2 separate regions of the Homo sapiens genome follow, and region 1 is linked to region 2. A link is a contact called in ENCODE Hi-C or POLR2A ChIA-PET data. All regions are on one chromosome and are shown on one strand. Each heading gives the region's core, a stretch centred on a gene start or an enhancer-like site at or near the end of the contact. The rest is flanking DNA. Distances are from core to core; before and after follow the strand shown. Region 1 has its middle 83 kb from the start of EHD3. Region 2 has its middle 94 kb from the start of CAPN13.

Evidence for each region. Hi-C counts contacts between places; a loop is a spot of excess contacts on that map. ChIA-PET counts read pairs that join two places held with the same protein, here RNA polymerase II (POLR2A). Pooled maps may share reads with other maps.
Region 1: a map of B cell shows a loop between it and region 2 (5-fold over the local background). The contact joins two enhancer-like sites. A Hi-C loop is called at or near these places in 4 of 168 maps with a recorded cell type or tissue (B cell, dorsolateral prefrontal cortex, mammary epithelial cell and 1 more), 1 of 37 single-sample maps with no recorded cell type and 5 of 50 pooled maps. POLR2A ChIA-PET finds 5 or more read pairs at or near these places in 2 of 52 experiments (A673 and OCI-LY7).

The regions. Positions count from the first base shown.
Region 1 is chr2:31,314,162-31,320,194 of GRCh38, forward strand. No RefSeq gene overlaps it. Among named protein-coding and RNA genes, the nearest start is that of EHD3, 83 kb to the left of the region's middle. RefSeq lists a silencer at 4,625-4,694. Within about 2 kb of position 4,715, at least 20 of the 41 ENCODE cell types and tissues checked have a DNase peak (open chromatin) inside an H3K27ac peak, as active enhancers do.
Region 2 is chr2:30,710,250-30,716,135 of GRCh38, forward strand. No RefSeq gene overlaps it. Among named protein-coding and RNA genes, the nearest start is that of CAPN13, 94 kb to the right of the region's middle. RefSeq lists a silencer at 4,822-4,881. Within about 2 kb of position 2,807, at least 2 of the 41 ENCODE cell types and tissues checked have a DNase peak (open chromatin) inside an H3K27ac peak, as active enhancers do.

The DNA.
Region 1 (6,033 bases), core at 3,465-5,964, 610 kb after region 2:
ACTTAGTGACATGCATTTAAGCTTCCTCCATGCCTTTTCATGGTTTGATAGCTCATTTTCTTTTAGTAATGAATAATACTCCATTCTCTGGATGTACCAGTTTATTTATCCATTCGCCTACTGAAGGAAATCTTGGTTGCTTCCAAGTTTTGGCAATTACAAATAAAACTGCTGTAAACATCCATGTGCAGGTTTTTTTGTGGATCTAAGTCTTCAACTCAATTGGGCAAATACCCAGGAGAATGATTGCTATATCATATTCACTTTTCTGAGCCTCATTTTCTTCACTGGTAAAGTGGAGATAACAATAGTCCCATAGGGTGATTGTGAAGTTTAATTGAGATAATGCACATGAAGCCCTTAGCAATGCACCCAGCACATAGGCAATACTCAACTAATGGTAGCCCATCCTTGTTATCCTATTCAAGAGTAATGACAATACAAATGTGAGAGATGGAAATTCAAGTATTGACCGAGGGATATGACACATGGAGGTGGCATAGTCATGCGTCATCTGTCCATACTCCAAGAGGGCACAGGGCAACAAGAAATACTAGAAGACAGTCAGGGCACCACTGCTGCCATTGAGGTGGGATCTGGTCATCTCCTAGGGCCTGTGACCCTGAGTCCTGCAGTCCTGAGCTGCCAGGGTAGGGGAGGTGGAGATCAACCCATGGTCCCACAGTGAAGTGTGTCCCAGCTTTAGCAAACCAAGGTATCCTCCCACTGTGCATTCCTCTCCTCCCCAAGCCTGCTCCTCCAGCAGCTCCCCACTCCCCTCCTTTTGACTTATCTGAGCCAAGCCCTGTCCCTAACTAGAAACTCAGAGGTGATGAAAACAAAGTTTTTTCCTCGCTTTACTTACTTCCTGTGAACTCGCTTAATTGTTCCCAGATTACTAGGTCACCAGGAGGATTTGGTACCTTGGATTTTTTTTTCTTCTTCTTCCTTATGCTTTCTGGAGACAACAAGGGTCACTTGGGGTCCTGCCTTGTGTGGCAAGGGTATGCTGATCGGATTTCTCTGGAATCCATTTCTGTGGTGTTTCTTGAGTGAGGGGATGGACTGAGTGGCCTGGGTGGTGTGTGGCTTTCAGAAAGCAATGCATTATTTTCTGCAGAAGTAACTAAAGACACGTTCTCTGAGCCTCCAGTGATAGGCCATGTTAGCTGGAAACAATAATGGTGGTTGTATTTCTGTTGTTTCTATCTCAGCCTTTCTTTTTCAGGCTGCCATAGAATTATTAAATGGTTTGAGTCAAAATCAGGCCTGAGCCTTTCAGAAGCCTTTCCTTAGACAAACACCGCTGGTAACGCTTTAGTTTAGCCTTCTGACAAGTGGGTCTCATTACTCCACCCATGTGCCCTTCCCCTCTGCTCCCATTCCCCTCTCTTGGATAAAAGCCTGGGGAGGAGTGAGAACTGCTTTGCCCTGTGCTCTTGGAGCAGGGCCTTTCTCTCAGGATACAAAGCCCTTGGGGAAGCAGGCAATTCTGCCCATGATGCTTCTGATGCTTTGGGTGGAAAAGGTTGCCACCCGAGAGCCTGGTTTAGGCACCACTCCAGCAACACCCAGGAATCAGCTGAGTGTCCCCCAGCATGTCACCTCCACGGTGAGGGTGTTGGACCTGATGACCTCTTCTAGATCCATTTTTAAACATTTCTCCAAGTGACTTTAGCACTACCCAGTAGAGGTTTCTACAATGACAGGAATGTTCACTAAAGGCTACCCTGTACAATAATGGCAGCCACTGGTCACGTGTTGCCTTTGAGCACTTGAAATGTGAATGGTACAGTGCAGAAAGACTTATTTCATTTAATTTTAATTAATTTAAATTTAAGGAGCCACAAGGGGCTAACGGCTACCATATTAGACAACACAGGCCTAGGCTACTGGATTCTGTATGTTTAAAACTGTGTGTTCCATCCATTCTATCTAGAAATTATACCACATCCACCCATGTCTCTTCATTTCCACAGTATCCACCTTAAGCTGAGCCACCAACATCTCTTTCTTAGGAAATGACAATATTTACTCCTTGGTTTCCTTTCTCTAACTTTAGCTCCCTCTGATCCGTTTGCTACAGTGAAAAGTGATCTTAAAACAAAAATTGACCAAGTTACTCTTCTCCTCAAAATCCTTCAACAACTTCCCCACTGCAGTAAAATTGAAAACCCCTCATGAGGCCTGCAAGTGCCTGCATGCTCTGAGCCCTGCTCCCTTGAGTGTCTGCACAGTCTGAGCCCTGTTCCTTCAAGTGTCTGCACACTCTGAGCCCTGTTCCCTTCAGGCCTCATGCTGTCTCAGTCTCCCCACTGTACCCACCACAAATTAGGCTTCTGGAAGCCATCAAACCCTTTTTCAGTTCAGGTCCTTTGCTTAAACTTCCCATTTGTTCTAGAGCTGTGCTGTCCAATACAGATGCCACTAGCCACATGTGGTTTTTAAGAAATATGTATTTTTTCATTAATTAAAATTAAACAAAACTTAAGATTTATTTCTCAGTCACACTAGACACGTTTTAAGTGCTTGCTAGTCACATGTGGCTGATGGTTACCATATTGGACAGCACAACAGTTCTTTTGGACAGCACAGTTCTGGGACATTTTTCCCCACACTTGAGCTTAGCTAATTCCTACCCATCCTTCAAGTCCAACATTCCATAGAGGCCTTTTCTGACCCTCCACTCTAAATTAAGGGTCCCCGCTTTATTTCTCACAGAACCTGCAATTTTCCTTTTCAGTTCTTCCAACTCTTTGCAAAATTATAGTTACGTGTCTGACTGTTTAATATTCATGTTTCCTATTAAGATCTAAGGCAGTGTCTCTTTTGTCCACCTGTCAATCCTCAGCCCCTGTCTCAGTGCCTGGCACTTAGCAGGAGCTCATTCATGTTGAGTGAATGAATGAAATAATGAATACGTATATAGATGGGTATAGTGGCTAAACATCATTTACTTGCCTAAAGAAACACAAAATCAAGAGTGAGAGCTTAGGAACCACATGGTCCTGAAATAAAACTCTGACTTCCATTCTTATTCTAACCTTTGGGAGCCACTGTCTCCTCATGTAAAAAACGAATGTTATTGCCATCTTAGACTGCTGTGCTGAGGAGTGAATGGGCTGACACAGGCAAAGCCCTCAACATATAATTATAATAGGTGTCATGTGTACATGCGTTTTTTTCTCTTTATCCCCTCTGCTATGTCCTTCTATCCTTCTCCATGGTCCCCTCCCTTCCACGCTGCATCTCTGGACCTGGCCTCTGCGTCTCTCATGCCTCAGGCCCATCCCTCTCTAAGAGATCTTTAGTTCCTGCCAACCTGTCGCAACTCAAGGATTAAACTAAACATTTCTCCAGCATAGAGCACCCCCTATGTTTGGGCATTCTTCACTGTCTTCCCTGTATGTGGCTGTATAAACCAGCCTGAACTACCTTCCCACCCAGAGCTCATAAAGGCAGACTCCAGCCTGCAAATGCTCTCAGAATAGCATTTGCTCAGAATAGCAGGTGCTCTTAACACCTGGCAGAGAGGGGCCCCATTCTCTTTGGGCATTTTCCATCAATTTGTATCTGCAGACCACATGCATCAGAATCACCTCCAGGGCTTGTTTAAAATTCAGATTCTTGGGTCTCACTCTAGATTTATTTAACCAGAATCTCTGCAAGGGGGGCCCTGAACCTGCATTTTCAATAACCAGCTCAGATGATTCAGAGCTCTTGTCAAGCCTTCTCAGGGTATAACATTTAACCCCGGGGAATACTGGGAGGATGGTTCCGATAAGCCACTCACTGATCCTCCTTTAATGTTTATACAATTTCATTTTTACATCAAAAGATCATTTACCAAACACCTACCTAGTGAGTTATTGAGTTTATTACTATTATTTGGAACTCATAAACTCACATGAGGAATTTTGTCAGGCTTAAAGGGGGTGCCAACCCACTCTTCTGCCCAGAGTTACCTGCAGCAGCAAGCCATCCTGCAGACTTCCATGGGGTAAGTGTCCACAAAAGTCACTGGAAGTCCCCATTGGTAGTCATTTAGAAGGACGCAGTGTAATCAAAGGACCATCACTGTTGTCTTGAATGGGTCGTGATTTAAAATTGCTGGTCTTTTTGGTCTTTAATGATAATTTATATTTGTTTCATCACTATCAATTTGTTTTCTATGGGTGATATGGTTCACCCTACAGTATGTAGGCAAGCAGGTTGGCATCAGTATAAACCATGGCCTACACATTCCTAATAACTAGAACTTAAGGCACGCAGCTTGCTGTTCAAATATAAATAACCTCAAAGCCAAAGCAGATGTGTGTATACGTAATCCCTTCAAAATCTGCATGAGATTGATATTTCATCATAGTAAGCGTGTTCATTTCCCACATGAAATTGTAAAGGCAGTGGCTAGGATAGTGGTGCCAGCAGAGACATTTAAGCAGCCCTGAGCCAGGCTCTGAGCAGAGCTCTTGTCATTTTTCCTTTTTTTTTTTGCTTTGGGAAGAAAAAGATATCTTCCCCTGGCACCCTAGGCCCACCTCCTTCAGGCAGAATTGCCAGTTCCTCTGGCCCCTGCCTCACCCCCTTCCAGAGTTCTCTCTACTTAACTCCACCCTCAGGCTCCACCCTTGAAGGGCACAGCCCAGCTGTACTGAGTTGAGGTTTTTCTGACCCTCAGAAATAAGCAGTTAGCAACATCCCCAGCGCCTGTCTTCTTTCTGCTCTTCCCAGGGGGCCCTTGACTCACCACCAACCCACAGGGGAAACCACAGAGCACAGCAGCCCAGCGCCGACTGCACCTCCCCGGAAAAGTTCCTGGAGGTTCAAGAATGGCTCCTCTATGTTGACTCCCTGTCTCATCTCAGGTGCCATGCTGGACTTTTATATACGGGGTCTTAACCCCCCACCACAGCACAAGCCAGCAAGGTGGGGCTTCATGCAAATGAGGCGGCTGAGGGCCAAAGCAGTGTGGTGGCCACCCCTCACCAAACTGAGCCTGTTCCCAGTAACTACTCCCTTTACCGTCCCATGCTGGAGGCCAGCGCCCAGCCAGCTCCTCTCTGTGCCTTTTTTTTTTTTTTTTTGGTTTTTATTACATCCAATCCCATTTATGTGAATGTGCACAAAAACAGCAAGATCTTGCTGGTTTGGAACTAGGACATACTTAATTTTAAAAAATATTGAGGATTATTTACACATAGTGAAATGCATAGCTCTTAAGTGAACCATTCAATGAGCTCTCGGGTGCAGCTGGACCAAGTTAACAACAAAGCAGTACACAGGGGTTTAGCTAAGAGGCCAGGATGAAGAAACTAGGAAAGGAGCCACTCACCCTCACACAGCTGTACCACCCCAAGTTCCCCTTCGCATTCCCACTGAGGGCCTGCTGACATCCTGTTTAACATGACTGTCAAAACAACTCTTGTTATGCTATCTCAGCCATGTTTATGAGAGCAAAACCACTTGGGAGTAAGCCAAATGTCCATTAAATAAACTACAGTGCCATCCATACAATAGAAAATACCATTGAGAAAGAACATTAATAGACACGGAAAGCTGCCTGTTAAAGGCACCTCATAAAACACCAGTGTTAACAGTTGTTCTGAGTGTCCGGATTATGGGCAACTATTATATTCTTCTTCTGATTTGCCAGTACTTTGTGCAACAAATGTAATAGTAAATAAATTTTATTTGTTGAAGGTGCTTGGCTCTACATTGTTACATCTGGAGGAACAGGGTGTACACAGGAAGTGTAGAAACGCTACAACAGCAATCTCCCTGACAGAACTGAGATGAGCAGCGGGGAACGCCTACATGCCCTAGGACAGGAATCTGTGGCTGGCTTTCTCTGGTTCAGAAGGTCTTACTCTGTGCAAGAGCTTGCACACATATCTCATCATTTGGAGGAAACTAACTGGTTAGCACCCCAGGCAAGGCTGGCTGTTCTCACTGCCCCTTCCATGTGGTTTACTGCCTCTATGGTTTTGTTCTTCCCACTCCCTCTTGCTGAAGAGCCCTCTGGCATGGCTCAGC
Region 2 (5,886 bases), core at 1,557-4,056:
ACCCGCACTCTGCTCCTTGTGTCTTCATGGCCTGGGGCAAGACCCTCCATTTCCTCATCTGAGCATTCTGGTATTAATCCTTGTAAGGGAGTTTAAGGGCTGGAGACAATGGAGCCTAATTCCTGTACATGACAGGTGCTCAAAAGCTGGTGGCTCCCATTCTGAGCTAAGTGAAGTTACCTGTGGCATGCTCTCACTCTGAAATACCTCCTGTCCAAAAATATGTCTACAGGGGCTGCCAGGCAAGAGGCCAAGGGGTCCTGGAGCCTAGTTCTCTCATCTCCCGGCCTGACAAATATGAATCAATTTCACCTCTGTTAGAGCCATTGCAACTTTATCACCCATAAAGCAGATCCGTGTGCCGTATTTGATTTTCATTTGGAAAATCAGGTACAATATTGACCTTCCCATGGGGCGCTGGGGCCAAGAGAGCTTGTTAGCATGACGCCCCTCCTCCACCCATCAAAGCCTCGGCAGCTCCTCACTTTCCACTCCTAGCCCAGTGGAGATTGGTGCTCTTCTCTTGCAGTATACTAGAGTCCTCTGGGGAGTTTATTAAATGCAGATTCTAAGTCCCCCTAAATTTACTAAATTGGACTCTGCAGAGGTAGGCCCAGGAAAGCATTTTCACCAACTTTCCCAGTGATTCTGGCTTGAGAATCATGCCCTTAGGACACCTACGGGGCACCTGCCTCACCGCCTCTCCAAGGCAAAGTCCAGGAACCAATGCTGGGAAGGCTTATGTGATTTAATAGAGAAGAAGAGGCTGGGAGAGGGAGAACAAAATTGTACTGTCCTTAACCCTTTACAGTGACAGGTACTGCTAGCTTGATGTAGAAACACATACTCTTTACTTTTTTTTTTTTTTCTGAGACAGAGTCTCACTCTGTTGCCCAGGCTGGAGTGCAGTGGTGTGATCTCTGTTCACTGCAGCCTCCGCCTCCTGGATTCAAGTGATTCTCATGCCTCAGCCTCCCGAGTAGCTGGGATTACAGGTGCCCGCCACCAGGCCCAGCTAACTTTTGTATTTTTAGTAGAGACAGGGTTTCATCATGTTGGCCAGGCTGGTCTTGAAGTCCTGACCTCAGGTGATCTGCCTGCCTTGGCCTCCCCAAGTGCTGGGATTTCAGGCAGGAGTCACGTTGCCCAGCCAGAAAAACATACTCTAGAGTCACACACCCATCAGTGAAACATCAGCTCAGCCCTGTTGCATATTTTAAAGTATACTAGCTGCATATTTTTCTCAGATTACTTCTCCTAGCTTTTAGTGTTTTCTCAACATTAAAATGGGAATTATAATATCTATTTCAAATAATTATCAATGAGATTATGAGATTCGTGCTGGAAATGCATAACATGGGGCTTGGCACAGAGTAGGTGTGCCTGTTGTCAATTTATTGCCTGTCAACTGCAAATCCACTCTTCTTTGCCCTACTTTGTAATACTGGAGCTGGACCCTGTTACTAATTCTCTTTCGTCAGCTGTTGCAATGTTACACTGTGTCAGTAGAGGGTGCTAGAGGGAAACTGCAAGGTATAGCAGAGGACCAGCTCCTCCTTCTGGCTCCTCCTGGACACTGCAAGGTAAAGCAGAGGACGAGCTCCTCCTCTTGGCTCTAGTGTGCCTTTTTTCTCCCACAGTGTGATTGTCCCAGCAGGGGGAAATCCAGTGGCGCTTTCTCCAGTGATTTTCCCCAGCATCCAGCAGAGGAGGCTCTTGTACTCCAGCTCCAGTCCACTGGCACCCCGGACCTTCTCCACTGCCCAGTGGTCTGCAGCCACACTCTCTCCCTCAAGGTGGGACTCTCATCCATGCTCTAACCTCCTCCTCTGGGTAATCTTCCCAGCCCTAGAGGTAGCAGGGCTACCTCTATAATAGTAAGTGCTTCCTGCACTTATTATTCCTGTATTCCTTAGAGTCCTCTTTTGCCCCTTTTAGAAGTTAACACCTTTTACTACTTCATAATATATATATTTTTTTTCTGAGATGGAGTTTTGCTCTTGTTGCCTAGGCTGGAGTGTGGTAGTGTGATCTTGGCTCACTGCAACCTCCGCCTCCTGGGTTCAAGTGATTCTCCTGCCTCAGCCTCCCAAGTAGCTGGGATTACAGCGACCCGCTACCACACCCGGCTAATCTTTGTATTTTTAGTAGAAACGGGGTTTCACCATATTGGGCAGGCTGGTCTCGAACTCCTGACCTCAGGTGATCCACCTGCTTCAGCCTCCCAAAATGCTGGGATTATGGCATGAGCTACCATGCCCGGCCTATAATTTTTTATATTACATTTTCCTTATTCAAATTGCTGGTGTGATTTTTGTCTCCTGACTGGACTCTGTCTGTTATATAGTAGGTGTTTTAAAATAATAGTTCACCTTCTCTCCACCTCCAGAAAAGCTTTTTTTTTTTTTTTTTTTTGAGTCTTGCTCTGTTGCCCAGGCTGGAGTGCGGTGGTGCGATCTCGGCTCACTGCAACCTCTGCCTCCTGGTTTCAAGCAATTCTCTTGCCTCAGCTTCCCAAGTAGCTGGGATTACAAGCTATGTTGCCACACCTAGATAATTTTCATATTTTAGTAGAGACGGGGTTTCACCATGTTGGTCAGGCTGGTCTCGAACTCCTGACTTCAAGCAATCTGCCAGCCTCAGCCTCCAAAAGTGCTGGGATTACAGGTGTGAACCACCGCACCTGGCCCAGAAAAGCATTTTTACATATGTCATTTAATGACAAGGGAAAATTACCACACACCGCCAGAAACTATGGCAGCTCTGGAGTTTGCAACCCCAACTTGAACAAATGACTTCCTCCTTTGAGGGCTCGCAGAGTGTGACCATTGCATACTTCCTGGTCATGGTCTGGGGAAAACCATGAGGAGTAAGGGTGAGGAAATCAGCAAAGCCTCACCCAGCATTTTAGTGGTGGGCATATTGGAAGGCACCAAGGTCTTCTGTAGAAACCATGCAGTACGGACAGATGACATTTGGAGAAAGACTCATAAACACAGACCAAACACGGGTGATAAGAAACAGGATTCAAGTGGCAGAAAGCCCAGCACCTGTAGTCCCAGCTACTCGGGAGGCTGAGGCAGGAGAATGGCGTGAACCCAGGTGGCGGAGCTTGCAGTGAGCCGAGATCGCGCCACTGCACTCCAGCCTGGGTGACAGAGCGAGACTCCATCTAAAAAAAAAAGAATAATGTGGAACTCAGGAAAGACTCAACAAGCTCAGCCACTATGTCCCCAGCCATGTTAAACCGTGAGCACTTGTGACCTGTGGGGGAGGTTCTAAAGCCTCAACCCATAGCTTCCCTTTCCACCCTTTGTAGTTTGTGGGGTGTACATATAGGCAGTAAAATGTGCTAAGAAGAACCCATCTGCATTGTTCTTTAGAGATATCTGAACCCTACAGACCCCAGCAAGAGGGCAAGATTCTGTTGCACAAAGTGGGCAAAACCAGGTGAACTGCCCCCTGCCACCAATAGAAAGTCAGCTCCCCCAGGCTTCTCTCTGGCTGGTTTTGTTACTTTCTCCTACCTTGGCAGCTGAAATGGAGGCAGCCCTTGGCTGTAACATCCATGGTTGATGGCCTGGCTGTGTGGTCCTGCCTCGCGGCTGCGTGGAACTGAATGTGTGGACAGGGATGTGCATAATCATCCTGGGTGGAACCCCAGGGTCCCAGTGCTGGACCCTGGGGTCCTAGAGCTGCTCCTACCTGGTATGGATATCCTGCTCTCCACCTGGGCCTAGGACTCCCAACTATAAGTCATAAGCCATGGCAGGGTCTCAGAGAACAAGGGAATTAGAAGGAAGGACTTTAGGGGTCAGGCCAAACCCACAATTGGAGAAGCTGACTAAGGTCAGACAGAGAGGCAGTTGCAAGACTAAGATTACAACCGAGGCCCTGCCCTACTCACACTATGGGTTAATGTTGCCAATTTAGCCATAGGGAGGGCCTGACTTCCGGCAAACTCCTGGCTTGCAGTGCTGAGCAGCAGGGCTGAGCAGTAATTAGTGGAGATGACCACTAGGTGTCACTGTCGCACCATTATCTGCGGCTGCACAGTGGCCAGATTTTTTTTTTTTTTTTTTTTTTTTTTTTTTTTTTTTTTTTTTTAACCTCCCCAAAACATGTGAACGCTGGCTTAACCGCCAACCTCAGGTAGGTGAAAGGGGTTTTTAATTTTCATTGTCACAAGCATCATAAAAGAAGCAGCAACTCCCAGGCTAAAGAAGGGGAGGACTGTTTTGACTTACTGCCCCAGAGAGCATGGGTCTCAGCAGAGCTGCTGTTGCTGAATTGGAGGGGCTTTTTTCTGGCTGTTAATTGCTGCCCCTCGCTGATGATTGCGGAGTAGAATCTGTTAGGACGTGGATCTCCAAGTCTGTGACATGGAAGGAACCTTAGAAATCTGCAAGTCCAGCCCCTTCATTTTTGGAGAAGGAAGCCCAGAAGAGAAGGCCATTTCCCTAAGGCACACAGCTTGATGGAGGCAGAACCGGGACTTGAACCTTAGACTCCAGAGTTCTCACCCAGTGCTCTGTTCTCACCCAGTGCTCTGTCCACTCCCCCGTGGTGCGTATCTTTACACCACATGTGCTCATTCATTCACTCCCTTAACATCTATTGAGCACTTACTCCAGGCTCAATACATGGGTAGTGAAGTTGCAATGGCTCTAACAGAGGCGAAATTGATTTTATTTGTCAGGCTGCGAAATGGGAGAACTGGGCTCTAGGAAAGCCCTTTAGGCGTAAGCCATGGCAGAGTCTCAGAGAACAAGGGAGTTAGAAGGAAAGAATTTAGGGGCCAGGCAAAACCCCCAACTGGAGAATCTGACTAATGTCAGACAGAGGCAGTTGCAAGACTGAGAATATAACCTAGGCCCTGCCCTACTCACACTGTGGGTTAATGTTGCCAATTTAGCCATAGGGAGGGCCTGACTTTGTGGTTGAATGGAAATGGAAACTCTTAAAGAGGCAAGATGACGTGGCATGTCAGTGACCAGAGATCACAAGTGGGGCCAGTTTCCTTCCTTTTGGTCCAGAGTACTTGTCAAGCTCATCCAATCTTTATGCAAACAACAGCAAAAGTGAGACTAGGATTCAGACCAAGATGAAGTCAGGTGAAGATGATGGAGCTGTGGCAGCTTGGATGGTGCATGCTCCTGCTGGGCTGCCTGGATGCTCCACCTTCTGTGGCCCACACTGGATACTGATTGAATGGGCAGGAATCTTTGGACCTTGGAGGATTTGAAGCTGCAACAATTCTGACCATCGGGGACAGTGTTTTACCACATTCCACTTGGTCAAAGAGCCTATCCTCCAAGGCAGAAAAAAGAAAATGTTTTTTAAGGGAACAGAGAGGTGTTTAAAATAAGAGTGTTTAAGTATAGAAAAGAGAAAGATAACATTACCCTGGACTTAACATTGTCCTCTCAAAGGCAGTCATTTTATCGTCTTGCCTGTCTCTTCTCTGAGTGGGTATATCACTGACACAGCTGCAAAATTTTCCATGTCGGCCGGGCGTGGTGGCTCACGCCTGTAATCCCAGCACTTTGGGAGGCCGAGGCGGGTGGATCACCTGAGGTCGGGAGTTCCAGACCATCCTGGCCAACATGGTGAAACCCCTGTCTTCACTAAAAATACAAAAATTAACTGGGCGTGGTGGCTGGCGGGCGCCTGTAATCCCAGCTACTCGGGAGGCTGAGGCAGGAGAATCACCTGAACCCTGGAGACAGAGGTTGCAGTGAGCTGAGATCGTGCCACTGTACTCCAGCCTGGGCAATGAGAGCAAAACTGTCTCGGAAAACAAAAACAAAACAAAACCAAAATTGTCCATGTGTCTAACCACCTTTCACATGACCCTTCTCCTATGATCCAGAGTTTCTCTGAGAT